3 separate regions of the Homo sapiens genome follow, and regions 1 and 3 are each linked to region 2. The links are chromatin contacts, found by Hi-C in ENCODE. All regions are on one chromosome and are shown on one strand. The core of a region is the stretch at or near the end of the contact, and the rest is flanking DNA. Distances in the headings are between cores, read along the strand shown.

Region 1 (4,627 bases), core at 380-2,879, 3.6 Mb after region 2:
TAGCAACAAAAATATCCATCGCAAACGAGAGTCATTTGCAAGCTTGCTTTGGCAAAATAAGCCCTTTTCAAATGGGACCTTACACAGTATTCCAATATAAAATTCACACTGAAATGAAGCCCCTCTAGTGAATACCAATTTGGGGCCCTGCCCATGCCCATCCTCCTGGAGGCTCCCAAGGAACCTCTGTTGAACCCAGGGTTCCGTGAGCCACAGTTCTAATGCTCTTGGACAGAGTAGAGTATGAGCCCTGGGTTTTAAGTCCCAGCTCTACAGGTAACTATTTGCATGATATTCAGAAAGTTGTAGCATGATGTTGATGAATTATATTATCTCTGGGGTCTCCTCCAAGTCTGTAGTTCTTTGAATCTGTTTGACTAGGGTGGACCATGCCAGTATGCATTTTTGTTTTCTTTTTTTTTTGAGATGGAGTCTCACTCTGTCACCCAGGCCGGAGTGCAGTGGTGCAATCTCAGCTCACCGCAAACTCCGTCTCCCAGGTTCAAGTGATTCTCCTGTCTCAGCCTTCCAAGTAGCTGGGATCACAGGTGCCTGCCATTATGCCTGGCTAATTTTTGTATTTTTACTAGAGATGGGGTTTTACCGTGTTGGCCAGGCTGCTTTCAAACTCCTGATCTCAGATGATCCACCTGCCTCAGCTTCCCAAAGTGCTGGGATTACAGGCACGAGCCACCGCATCTGGCTGCTAGTATGCATTTGTTTAAATTATCAAATGGGAATCTGAAATGGGGCAATGGGAATTAAGAAAAATCATCTTTTTTTATTTAGAACTATCTTCAGACATGAACCCTCACAGTTGAACACATTACTTCACAATAAATATAGGCTGCCCTTCCGTGCCCCTCAGCCAAATGCCTTTTTAATTTTTTTTTTTATTTTCAACTCTTGCAACTAAATAAAGCAATCATACCACTAGTGTGACGGTTAATTTTATGTGTCAGCTTGGTTGGGCCATGGTGCCCAGATATGTGGTCAATCTTTATTCTGGATATTTCTGTGAGGATATTTTTGGGTGAGATTTCCCTGATATGGGTGAGCCCCATCCGATCTGCCGAAGGCCTGAAGAGCACAAAAAGCTGACCTCCCTGCAAGCGAGAGAGAATTCAGCAGCAAACAGCCTTCAGACTTCATCTGCAACATCAGCCCTTTCTGGCTCTGCACGAAACTGTCTTCAGACTCAAACTGCAGCTTTTTCCTGAGTCTCCAGACTGCTTACCACCCCCATCAGATTTTGGACTCACCAAGCCTCCACTGTCCCATGAGCAAATTCCTTAAAATATCCACCTATCTATCTCCTATTGGTTTGTTTCTCTGGGAACCCTGACTAATGCAACCACCTTTATCATAAACTCGGAAGAGAATTCTCCATGACCCTCACATGTCTGCACATCTTCTGAGTAGAGGCCGTGAGAGTCTTTGTCCTGGAGTATCTTGTGAAAGATAGTTAAATAGTGAACAGCTTTGGAAGACAGAGACTGTGTGTCCTTCAAAGCAAAGGGCAGGTATGCCTACTGCTTCTTGTGAAAGGCAGCTTCCCATCCTCCAAGTTTAGGTTCACCTCCTGAAATGCAATCCACTGCATGTGCAAATGTCACCTGACCCTCCTTCAGTCACCCTCTGGGGGTGGGGAGTAGGAGAACCAAAATTGCTGATACTCTGCCTACTGCTATTGCTTGAGTCATAAAGTCCTTTTGGTCTTTGACCCAGAGTACTCATATCTTCTGTCAGCATTCACAAAACTAGGACAGGCTAACTTGAAACCTTACAAATAGGGTAAAATATTAGATCCTTCCCAGTTCCTTACAGTCCACATAAAATATGCCAAAGGGTCTATAATCAGAATCTCATCAAATGCATTGTGTGGTGTCTTGAAAATATATCTACAAATCCTTTGACAATCCTTCTTTGAAAAGGTGAGGTTCAATTCTGCTCCTCTGCGTGTCAGCTGGACTTTGTAACTTGCTTCTACAGAAATAGAATGTGGCAGAATGGGAGGCTAAGGTGGAGGGATCCCTTGAAGCCAGAAGTTTGAGACCAGCCTGGGCAACAGAGCAAGACCCTGTCTCTACAAAAAAGTTTAAAATTGACCAGGCGTGGTGTCTCACACCTGTAATCCCAGCACTTTTGGAGGCCAAGGTGGGCCGAATCATTTGAGGTCAGGAGTTCAAGAGCAGCCTGGCCAACACGGTGAAACCCCATCTCTACTAAAAATACAAAAATTAGCCAGGTGTGATGGTGGGTGCCTGTAATCCCAGCTACTCAGGAGGCTGAGGAAAGATAATCATTTGAAACGAGTAGGCGGATGTTGCACTGAGCTGAGTGTGCCTTTGCACTCCAGCCTGGACGACAGATTTAGACTCTGTCTGAAAAAAAAAAAAAAAAAGTTGAAAATTAGCTAGGCTCAGTGGCGTGTGTGCACCTGTAGTCCCAGCTACTCAAGTGGCTGAGGCGAGATGATAGCTTGGGCCCAGGTGTTCAAGACTGCAGTGAATCATGATCGCACCACTGCATTCCAGCCTGGGTGACAGTGAGACTCTGTGTCTACAAACAAATAAACAAACAAAAGCAAAAAACAAGACACATGAGCCATTCTATGGATGTCTTCAAATAAGCAACTATTTACTCTTATTGTCTTTATATGTGACAATATCCAAAGGGCAGCCTATTCACTCTGGAACATCTCACATGAGCAATTATACAGTGAAAGGAGCAAAAAAAGAAAAAAAATTAAAACCCTGAACATGAGCGATGGAATCAGAAGTGTCTATTCTGCCTCTTACTAAGAAGTGACCACACCCAAAGTCACTGAAGCTCTCTGATTTTCAGGTGATTTTGGATGACTAGTGTAGTCATACCTAGCTGTCTGGATAATTTTGATGATGAAATCAGAAACATAATAGCATTTATTATCTACTAAACATTGTGTACCGGAATTTAGAGCCATGATTTCTTTTAACATATCCAAACCATCTAGAATTGTGCCTGGCACATGTTATGTAATGCATAAACCTTAGGCCCTGTCTTCTCCCAACATAGAAGATTGATACTTGATCATGTGCCCATGATCTCAGTTTATGTGCCTTAAAATAAAATCCATGACTTCCTCTTGTTATGATGATGGCAAACATCTACTTGTAACTGTGCTCTAGTTAAAAAAAAAAAGTAATACTTCAACTTTTATGATTACAAGGCAATACACATTAAAATGACTCATTCTGATGAAGATATCAAAGTTACTGCTATCCAATGTGACTCTACTTCAGTCATAAAGAAAACGTTCTCATGTAGCCAGAGTCATCACAGTGGAAAAACAACTTCACTCCTTCCCTGAGCACTTGTGACAGCACCTCAGGTCTCACAGATGGGCTCAGGGGTCCCACAGGTGAGGTGCACACACCCAAGGTTCTGTACAGAATGATATATTGCAATACAAGTAAAAGAACATTAGAGCTTCTATGCACATTTATTTTTATCTGATTCATTTATTACGTGTATGTTTCTGTGTATCCTTTATAATGCTCAAAATATAACAGAAGACTTACCTGTCTCTATATTGTTTGTTCCTATCACTGTCTAATTGCTCATGGAAGCCACCCAGCAGGAAGGGGCTGGTCTTACACATCAGCAAATGTTAATGTCTTTATATGTTCATGATCAAAACCTTTTTACTGATGAGGTGTGTATCCTCAAAATATTTGGAAACCTCTGCTGCAGACCATCATTTAGATTAGAGTTGAAACTGACACTTAGCATTTAGATGGACTAAGACTAATTATGTCACCAATTTACAACAAGAATATTTTACAAAAATAAAACATAAAACGGCCTGGCGTGATAGCTCATGCCTGCAATCCTAGGACTTTAGGAGGCTGAGGCGGGTGGATCACTTGAGCTCAGGAGTTCAAAACTAGCCTGGGCAACATGGCAAAACCATATCTCTGTAAAAAACACAAAAATTAGCCAGGTGTGGCGGCACGAGCCTGTAATCCCAGCTGCTTGGGACTAAGGCAGGAGGATCACTTGAGCTGGGGAGGTGGAGGCTGCAGTGAGCCCAGATCACACAGCTGCAATCCAGCCTGGGAGACAAAGTGAGACCCTGTCTCAAAAACAAAAACAACAAAACCCATAAAATAACTGTATTTAAGGGCTACTACAGCAGTGCTTCCACCTTTCAGATATGTCTATGCAGTGATCACCAAGTGTGAAGTGGCAGTTAGCTATAACCAGCTAAAACTGTTCTTGAACCAGACTAATACGACTTCTTTTCAGAACATTATTTGCATGGTGGTCTGGAATACTTGCTGTCTTTGCTGCTGGTCGAGTTCTCTGACAACCTGAAACAAGTGTTGAGGAACTGCTTCTATTTGGTCTCCAACATATGTCACATATTTCTGGGAAACATGATGAGCAACAGTGTGGTCCTTGTGAGAGATGGTGTCACTCTTTCATTTGTGCCAAGACGTATGTTTCTGCTGAACTGCAGACAAGTGGGAATAGCTTAAGTGTAAATTACCAAAAAGGTGAATGTCCTGGGAGAAAACAATGTTAAACCAGTAACAGTTTGCCAGAGTCTGCTAAGCAGGATGTCTCATACGGCTTGTAGTAT
Region 2 (4,603 bases), core at 2,104-4,603:
CTAGCTGTGCTATCTGAGAAAAAGCTTTCCCTTTTTAGCTCCTTCCCTGTCTGTCTGCTCTTGAGCCTATGAGCGTCTGTGCTGCCCTGAACATCTGCTTCGTAAGAGCCCCTTGCATTTCTTCCAACACACATTTCAGTTGGCCAGCAAGAACGGCCTTACAATGAAATGAAATTCTCATAATTTTACCTCAAAATGAAATTTTACCTCGAAATGAAATTTCAAGAGATGCCAAAACTCCCACTTCCACCCCATTTGTTCTAGAAAAGAAATATCCATTACACATTTATTTCTCGGAGTGAGTCCTGTCCAGAAGCCGGTATTGGAAACGCAGACATCCCTGTGCAAGAAGACACGCAACCATAAACACTTGAGTGTGAACGCTTCCGTCAGGGTGCGCTCTGCGGTCCTCCTGCTCGAGGGAAGGAGGGAGACTGGTGGCCTTTCAAAGGAAAGGATGCAAGGGCTGAATGGTTGCTAGGACGCCCCTGGGAAGAAACAGCTGGGATCAGCAGGAAGGCACCAGACGCTTGGCAGGAAACGACCGGCGAGAGATGGGGGAGCAAAGGCTCAGGGGCAGAACAGCAGAAGTGTTGACTCAGTGCAGGGCTGGTCCTGGCTGTCCCCAAGAGGTGACCCCTATCTTTCCATGGACTCTCTGCAGTTTCTGACTACCCCACTTCATGTAAATCCTGAGCATTTGGTGACTGAGGGCACTGTCCTCACCGTGGGGTGGACCGGGATAGGGGGGCAACCCATGGGCTCCTTGGCTGCCTCCGTGATCTCCCTGGCCCAGGGCCAGTTGTTCCTGCCGAGAGGCATAAATCAGCAGTTGTAACCTGTTGCAATGAAGGTAGAATCCACAGTTGTTTTTCCTGTAGCCCCCAGCTGGGCTTTTGCTTAATTAGGCTCAGAGGAGCCCGTGAATGATTGCGTTTGCCGAAACGCGTCACCAGAACACGCTGTTCTGATTTGGCTGCATCTGAGATTTTATGTTTGAATATTTTGCCGCCTGGCTTAAGCCAACAATATTTAAAATATTCTTCTTTAACTTGCATCTGCAATGAATGCATGGTCATATTCCTACAACCAAGTCCGGTAAGAGATGTTCCACATTCAATCCAGGTCCAGGTCTTTCAGTCTAGTCCAGGGTGGGTAGATTAGGGAGGCAGGGTAGAATACAGGGACAGTGGCAGAGGTGGGGACAACAGAGAAACCCCCAAAGAAAGGCCATCATCTAAAGGAGGTGACTGCCTGAGGTCAGGAGTTCGAGACCAGCCTGGCCAACATGACGAAACTCCATCTCTACTAAAAATACAAAAATTAGCCGGGCGTGGTGGCGCACGCCTTCAATCCTACCTACTGGGGAGGTTGAGACACGAGAATCACTTGAACCCAGGAGGCAGAGGTTGCAGTGAGCTGAGATCACGCCACTGCACTCCAGCCTAGGTGACAGCGCGAGACTCCACCTCAAAAAAATAAATAAAAATAGAAAATAAAAAAGGTGACTGGAGGGTCCCTGTGAGTGAGGCTGGGGCCCGTGAGAGTAGAGCTCAGTTCTTGGAGACTGAAGACTCATGGGAGGAACTCAGCAGGCAGAGGCCTCAGGGCGCTGCTGGGACTCTCAAACCACATTCTGCTACAGCCAGCTGCACCTGGAGGGGAAAGAGAAGTCCATTCAAATAATCAGAGATGTCCTGGGCTCATCGGGACCACTCAGCTGTTGCCTGTCCTAAGAGTACTTAGAAGAACTTGCAGTGAAATTTCCAAATAGAAGGGGGGGGGGGCGTAATTAATTATCCATCCCTTTGGGATATTGGAAAAATGCCCTCGGGTTATCCATTACCCTCTGTTAATCAGGACGGACTAGAATTCCATGATAATAAACAAGGCCCCAGATCTCACTGGTTTAAAACAGCAAATGGGCTGGGCGCGGTGGCTCATGCCTGTAATCCCAGCACTTTGGGAGGCCGAGGTGGGCAGATCACCTGAGGTCAGGAGTTCAAGACCAGCCTGACCAACATGGTGAAACCCCATCTCTACTAAAAATAAAAATAAAAAAAAATTAGCTGGGTGTGGTGCCAGATTCCTGTAGTCCCAGCTACTCGGGAGGCTGAGGCAGGAGAATCACCTGAACCCAGGAGGCAGAGTTTGCAGTGAGCCGAGATCACGCCATTGCACTCCAGCCTGGGTGACAAGAGTAAAACTCTGTCCCCCTCCCCCAAAAAAAATTAAAAAATTAAATAAAACAGCAAATGTCTGTTTCTCATTCATGCCACATGGCCATCACAGGTTAGCTGGTGTGTGCTCTGGTGAGGCACCAAGGTCCTCCCCATTCCTCCCTCCCCCCAGCCCCTGGCAACTGCTAACCTACCTTCTGTCTCTATGGATTTGCCTATTCTGGACATTGCATATAAATGGAATCATAATATGTGGCTTTTTGTGCCTGGCTCCTTTCCCTGAGCAGGGTGTTTTCAAGGTTCATTCATGTCATAACATGTCTCAACACTTCATTCCTTTTTAATGGCTGAATAATACTCCATTGTTTGAATATACCACATTTTGTTTATCCATTCATCATTTAATGGCCATTTGAATTATTCCACTTTTTTTGTCTATAATGAATAATGCTGCTGCTATGAGCAGCTTTTGTGGCATTCCATATGTTTTTGTATGTTGTATTTTCATTTTCCTTCATCTGTAAGTATTTTCAAATTTCCCTTGTGATTTTTTTTCTTTGATTCATTGGTTATTAGGAATGTATTGTTTAATTCCACATATTTGGGATTTTCTCAACTCTCTCTGCTATTGATTTTGAATTTAATGTGAAACTTTTCACAGTTGTTGATTTTGTACAAACCTACCAAGAAGTAGACATTGTGGACAATTCCACGTGACCCCCATATTGACCACCGATAGTTTCTAAGTGCTTTATGAACTTGCAGACTTGTGTTTTATTCTTCTTTCTTTTCTTTTTCTTTTTAAGAAACATATGATGCAGATACATGGGTGGGCTTATTAGTTCCTTATTTGTGTTAGAATAATGACCATCCCCAAAAGATGTCCATATCCCAGGGCCTGGAACCTGTGAATCTGTTACCTTAGATGGCAAAGGGACTTTGCAGATGTGATTGAGTTAAGGAACTTGATATGGGGAGGTTATCCCAGATTATTCAGTGGGACCCAGTGTAATCACAAGGGTCCTGATAAGAGACTGGCAGGACAGTCAGGGTGAGAAAGGAGATGCAGAGGCAAAATCAGAGGCTGTAGTGACGAGCTCTGAGGATGGAGGAGGGGGCTACCAGCTAACGAACGTAGGCGGCCTTTAGAAGCTGCAAAAGGTAAAGAAATAGCTTCTCCTTTAGAGCCTCAAGAAGGAATGAAGCTCTGCCAACAGTTTGATTTTAGCCCCAAACTCTGATCTTCAAAATTGTAAGTAAATAAATTTGTGTTATTTTAAAAGCCGCTAAATTTCTGGTAATGTGACAATAGAAAACAAATACACCAAGGAATGAATGATTTCATTTTGCAGTTTTTTTTATAATTCTAGCAGTTTGGCAAAAGAGAGTAAGGGCTAAACACCTGGCTTATGGAGTCAGATGACCTGAATCCAAACTCTGGTGAGAAGCTCTATGAATTGGGCATATTACTTAACTTGCTTAGGTTTCAATGTACATTTTTGGAAAAATGAATCCATCTCGTAAGATTGTTGTAAGGATTAAATGAGTTACTGCAGTAATACTGGTACAACAGTGTCTGGCTCACAGTAAACACTCAACAAATTTTAGTTGATTTATAGAACATGTTGTTGCACATTTCAGCAAATACTAGAGCTAGGAAGTAGAATTGTGTTGAGAATTCTGCATTGCTGTGTCCGGATTGCTGCTGTCACAGCCATATTAATTGCTTACAAATCAGAGAATGAGCATTCTGAGCAGCACGTGGTCCCAGGCTGTAGGTGTCTGCAGCGCTCAGGAAAAGCCCCGATGCTCCCCAGCAGCTGCACCTGCTCCCTTGGGAAGGAGTCTCTTTTTTGTTCCTCTTTCAGTTTCTGAAGAGAACAGAACATTTGCGCCATCTGGTTTGGGTCGTTATTTTAACCCAGTTTCATTTCCGTTTATAAAGGTATTAAATACTCCAGGCTATATTTGAAACAGTTTCAGGATCAGCATGACTGTAGTGTTCCTGGCTTAACCCTGAGAGGTTGCTGTTCCCAGTGACTATCTAGGCTGAAGCCCATGTAGGATTTGAAGAGACTGATCCAGGCTTTATGAGTGGCTGCGACCATGCTGTATGTGTGTATGTGTGTGTGTACACCGCCTAAGTGTGTTCATTTCAGCCACAGCAAGAGTTATGTTACAAGGATAGCATAGACAGCCCTGCCTATTGCAAGAGTAATGCATCAGGTGTGAAACAGATCTTTAATGCTGTGTGAAGCAGGCTCTTTTAAGGTCAGCCAGACTTTCTGGGGAAAAAGAAACTATTGCCTAACCCTTCAGGTCATGGAGACTTATGTTTTTGTGTTTTTCTCGCAGTTTTACAGTTTTAGCACCTACATTTAAGTCTTTGATCCCTTTTGTGTTCATTTTTATGGATAGTGAGA
Region 3 (4,647 bases), core at 266-2,765, 4.6 Mb before region 2:
GATCCGCCCGCCTCGGCTTCCCAAAGTGCTGGGATTACAGGCGTGAGCCACCGTGCCCGGCCTTCATCTTTCTCTTTCACTATCCTTTAAATGACTGACCTATGTGTAGTGTATAAAAAATATATATTTTTAAATACAGGAAGCAGCAACACTCAGTATGAGAGGATAATTTGCGTGCTAAGAGTAAATGGGGAAGCAAACAGTAAATAGAGGCAAATGGGCAAAGGTTGAGTCATAGGGAACCTGGACTTGCCTCAAGTATTTGTGGTTGGTAGTAGTTCATTACGTGGGCTTGGGCACCAGGTGGGGCCCCCTCAAGTCAAGCAAACGTCAAGACCAGTTTCGCACCCTTGTTCCTCTAGCTCCGGACCAGCCAGAGCCACCTACTCGGATCATGTTGGCAGAACCCAGTACTGTTTCGAGGCCAGATGCACCATTTCAGCAATTCAGGAGGAAATAAGCAGTGTGGATAAACTGATACCCATTTTTGAAAGTCGGCCTGGGTTCGCATTCAGAAGAAATGTCGACGCTAGCCATTTTTTTTTTAAAATGGGTGATTTGATAACTCAGGGAAGTCTTGCCACTGTAATTTTTAAAAGTTTGCTTGCTAGAACCAGGTACTTTCTAAGAAGTGTATGGAAAAAGCCTTGATTCTTCTTCGCCCTGGGTGGTTTTTACGTCGAACACCTAGAAGTGCTTCTGGAAATCCCCCCGCAGGACTTTCGATGTCTTTTAGGGCATTCTTAAGACTAGACCCATTCCTAAGCGACTCCCACCTCCCAAACCAGCCATATGGTTTAGTTTCTCCAGTTTCCAATTTTCTAAATCTTCAACGTCTCCCCTCGAATTAGTCCAATCAAACTTTCTCTTCTTAGACCTCTTCCTTAGGTTCGCACCAGGAAACGCCCAGGAGAATCACGTGGCCGGGCTTGTCCTTAATGGCGCTCCGTAACCCTCCCACTATTCCACCACACTTCCTCGCCTCCCGTGAGCTCCGCCCCGCCCCATTCGCGCTTCCCACCCCCATCCCCCGCGAAGCGCCTGCGCCTGCGCAGCTCCAATTCAGGCGCTTTCCCTTTCCTGGCGACCAATCCACTTCCTGCCTCGGGTCCTCGGAACACTCCACCCCTCCGCTGGGGCCCTGGTTTGAGGTGCTGGTAGTGGCTACCTTACGTATTGCCAGTCTGAAAAATTCGCTCTTCTCATCGACTGGGGAATTTGAAAGAGCTGTTAAGTGAATGGCACTCATATGAGCCTTTGCCCCGGACCCGCCACCCCAGAGTCAAGCTGAGGGCATCGGCATGCCGCAGGGAAGACGATCAGGACTGTTTTTAATCGGGCAGTCGCGCGGATGGCCTTTTCCCTCTCGCCTCCTTCCGCCCCGCCCCCACTCTCAGCCCGGCCGCGCTGGTGAGTGGCGGGCGGGAGGGCTGGCGGGCGGAGGGAGGAGGGGGAGCTGAGGGAAGGCGGGCCCTCGGCTGCGAGATAGGTGGGGGGAGGGGAGGGGAGAGCCCGAGCGCTGGAGTTGGTGCTGGGAAACCCGGGGCTAATGTTGACAACAGGCTCGAGGTGAGTCCCGGGGATCCTCCTTCCCCTCCGCTCCAACGATCGGGAGGAAATGGGGCTGGGGGGCACCGGCCTAGACTCCTACTCCCTGGGGGACCCCAGAGGCGACTCCACACTCCAGCTCTCCGGGGTCGGCGAGCAGTGGAGGGACCGCGGGTCCGGCGTCGTTCTCCTCAGACCCCCTGTCTCCGAGGCTCCCATCAACGCGGGAGCCCCCGGGCCGGGCCATGCTTGGGGGGCGGTGGAGGAGGTGCCTGCCCCACATGCCTGGGCCGGGCCTCGAGACTGGAGGCGGGGAGCCCGCGGTGGAGGGGCGAAAGTGTTCGGGGGCGTGGAGGAGAGCGAGGGGAGGTCGGGGGAAGCTCCTCGAGAGCCGGGAGGGAAGCGAGGGCGAGAAAGTGGGGAGGGCGCGTGTGTGGGAGGCTGCGGAGTGGGGAGACCGGCCGGGAAGGCTTCTGTGGCGAGGGAGTGTGGGGCGAGAAGTTGGGGTTGGGGCAGCGATGGTCCGCGAAGGTGACCGTGGATACCTGTGGGAAGGGGAGTTGTGTCGGGGAAGTGTGGTGGGTTTAGAGGTTCCTACACCACCAGAGCAGGGGTTTGTAGGAGAGGTATGTGTAGGGGAAGGGGCTTGGGGTGTATCTGGGGATGGTGGGCATGGGCTGTTTGGTTGACTTCCTTTTAATCACATAGGCTGGTTGATTCTTCACTTTACCTTCACCTCTTCAAGGCGCCAAGCACTCTCTTCTTGCTAGGACTGTTGGACTAAGGAAGTGATCACAGGATATTTGGTCCCCAGGTTGGCAGAGCAGAGCCAGCTGGGTCCACGCTGGGGTGATCGGACCTTCAGCTCTCTTGCTCATCTTAGAGGACTTACACGACACGAAACGATGCATCAGATCAAAGTGAAACCCTCGCTGACGCTTTATCTCATTTCCATAGTTCTTAGGTGTTCCTTAACATCGTCAGTCTCCTCATTTGTGAGCTGGTACAATTTCTAACAGTTCTTAATACGTCCTTTATACTAAGGATGTTCTTTAAAAAATAAAGTCAGAAACTGGGAGATAGTGTTCCTGTGCTGTTCTGTCCTGACAGCATTTTGAATAAGAGAATTGAAAGGTAAAACCGCATTCTCTCATACTGGAGTGTTTTCGGAGCACTCTGATTGGGATTTCATACATAATCCATATGGTACTTTGCAAGGGAATGTCTTTAAAAGGGAAACACCCCCTTTTGTGCCCTCTTCCCCCCAATACACTCCATTGGTACTTCTAGTAAATTAGTTTTACTTTCTTTTGGAAGTTCAGAATGTATTTAGAATACCAAATAAAATATACAGTTCAAGTGACAGGACACTATTTTGGGAGCTAGGAAGGTGGTTTTAAAGCATGGTTTCCTTTTAAGGGTAGTCTGAATATAATTGTATTCAGCAAACTAATTTGTAACAGCTAATCGGATTCCAGTGAAAAGATCACGACTTTTTCTCCTCACTATCTTGAGAAAGGACCTATTTAAAATTGTATTTGGACTTGAAAAACTTTTGGAAACACTTTAGATGAAAAGTTTGGCTGTTAAAGCTTGAAGTTATTGAAATAAGAATTTTAGCATTTTATTAAATATCACTTAGTGCTCAGTTTTTTAAGTCGACATAAAACAAACGTGTATTGAGGTGAATCACGGTGTTTGTATATTTTATTCGTTTTAGTGTAGGTAGTGAAAAAGCACTGGGTAGTGAGTGTTGGTCCAGCCACGGAAACTAGCTGTATATATAATCTTGGGTAGGTGACTCTGCTGCTATCCTTGGAATGTAAAAATTGAGGATAGAAGTAGATAAAATCTAATAGTCTTTATCTGACTTTACAAATCTTTCATTGTATGCTGAACTTCTCAGTGTTCTTTGTGACAGAACATTTATTAATGCCTCCCTCATGCTAGTTACTATGCTAGAATTTTAAGAACTCTACAAGATAGATAGCAGTATATCCATCTTATTGATAAATAAGTGGACTCAGAGAAGTTGTTGCCTGATTTCTGTAGCTATCAGGCTGCAGAGTTGGGATGCAGATTTAAAATCAGTCCGACTTCCAAGCCCATGTATGTTGTTTTCACAAGTTGCATTGCTGCCTCTTCATGAACTTCTAGATTTTTGTCTTTTTTTTTTGTTTACGGAAATTTAGTCGCAAGTATACTTTGGGCGTATGCTTGTAATGTAAGGATGAAGTGGTTGAAAGGAGATACCAGTATCAGGACTTAAGGGTTTTACGGAGAATCTGTTTTATTATGTTCTAGGGTACAGTCTAATCCTTTTTTTTGTTTTGTTTTTTGTTTTTTGTTTTTCTTGAGACGGAGTCTGGCTTTGTCGCCAGGCTGGAGTGCAGTGGTGCCATCTTGGCTCACTGCAACCTCCGCCTCCCGGGTTCAAGTGATTCTCCTGCCTCAGCCTCCTGAGTAGCTGGGACTACAGGCGTGTGCTGCCACGCCCAGCTAATTTTGGTGTTTTTAGTAGAGATGGGGTTTCACCATGTTGTTGGCCAGGATGGTTTCGAACTCTTGACCTCGTGATCTACCTGCCTCGGCCTCCCAAAGTGCTGGGATTACAGGCATGAGCCACCATGCCCAGCCCCGAGTCTAATTCTTGCATGCCTACTGCAGCTTTATTTCTTATACTAAGTACTTAAAATTTAATGAAGACATGAATCTTATTAAAGAGTCATGAAAGTTTGGGACTTTGTTGAACTAATAAATGATGATCTTTGTGAATTTGTCAGATACTACATGAATTTCTTAATCTTTTCTTTGAAAAATTTAAGATGTTATTTTATCTTCAGAATGAGACATGCTGCCAGCCACAGTGGCTCATGCCTGTAAATCCCAGAACTTTGGGAGGCCAAGGCAGGCAGATCACCTGAGGTCGGGAGTTTGAGACCAGCCTGACCAACATGGAGAAACCCCATCTCTACTAAAAATACAAAATTAGCCGGGCATGGTGGCACATGCCTGTAATCCCAGCTACTCGGGAGGCTGAGGCAGGAGAATGACTTGAACCCGGGTGGCAGAGGTTGTGGTGAGCCGAGATCGTGCCAC

Evidence for each region. Hi-C counts contacts between places; a loop is a spot of excess contacts on that map. Pooled maps may share reads with other maps.
Region 1: a loop to region 2 is called in a pooled map, with 4 times the contacts of the local background. The contact joins the enhancer-like site here to the promoter of LINC02642 in region 2. A Hi-C loop is called at or near these places in 2 of 37 single-sample maps with no recorded cell type and 3 of 50 pooled maps.
Region 3: a loop to region 2 is called in a map with no recorded cell type, with 13 times the contacts of the local background. The contact joins the promoter of UPF2 here to the promoter of LINC02642 in region 2. A Hi-C loop is called at or near these places in 4 of 37 single-sample maps with no recorded cell type and 3 of 50 pooled maps.

What each region holds. Positions count from the first base shown.
Region 1 is chr10:3,866,282-3,870,908 of GRCh38, reverse strand. No RefSeq gene overlaps it. Among named protein-coding and RNA genes, the nearest start is that of LINC02639, 35 kb to the right of the region's middle. RefSeq lists an enhancer at 707-1,206. Within about 2 kb of position 1,629, at least 4 of the 41 ENCODE cell types and tissues checked have a DNase peak (open chromatin) inside an H3K27ac peak, as active enhancers do.
Region 2 is chr10:7,471,599-7,476,201 of GRCh38, reverse strand. LINC02642 (long intergenic non-protein coding RNA 2642) reads left to right here and starts at 3,353. Exons shown (of 4, transcript NR_184109.1): 1 at 3,353-3,432. RefSeq lists enhancers at 3,905-4,004, 4,015-4,214.
Region 3 is chr10:12,039,677-12,044,323 of GRCh38, reverse strand. It overlaps UPF2 (UPF2 regulator of nonsense mediated mRNA decay), which reads left to right and starts at 1,515. Exons shown (of 22, transcript NM_015542.4): 1 at 1,515-1,569. It overlaps LOC105376416 (a long non-coding RNA gene), which reads left to right. Exons shown (of 3, transcript XR_930666.2): 3 at 363-525. RefSeq lists enhancers at 1,098-1,347, 2,518-2,607 and silencers at 1,788-1,927, 1,948-1,997.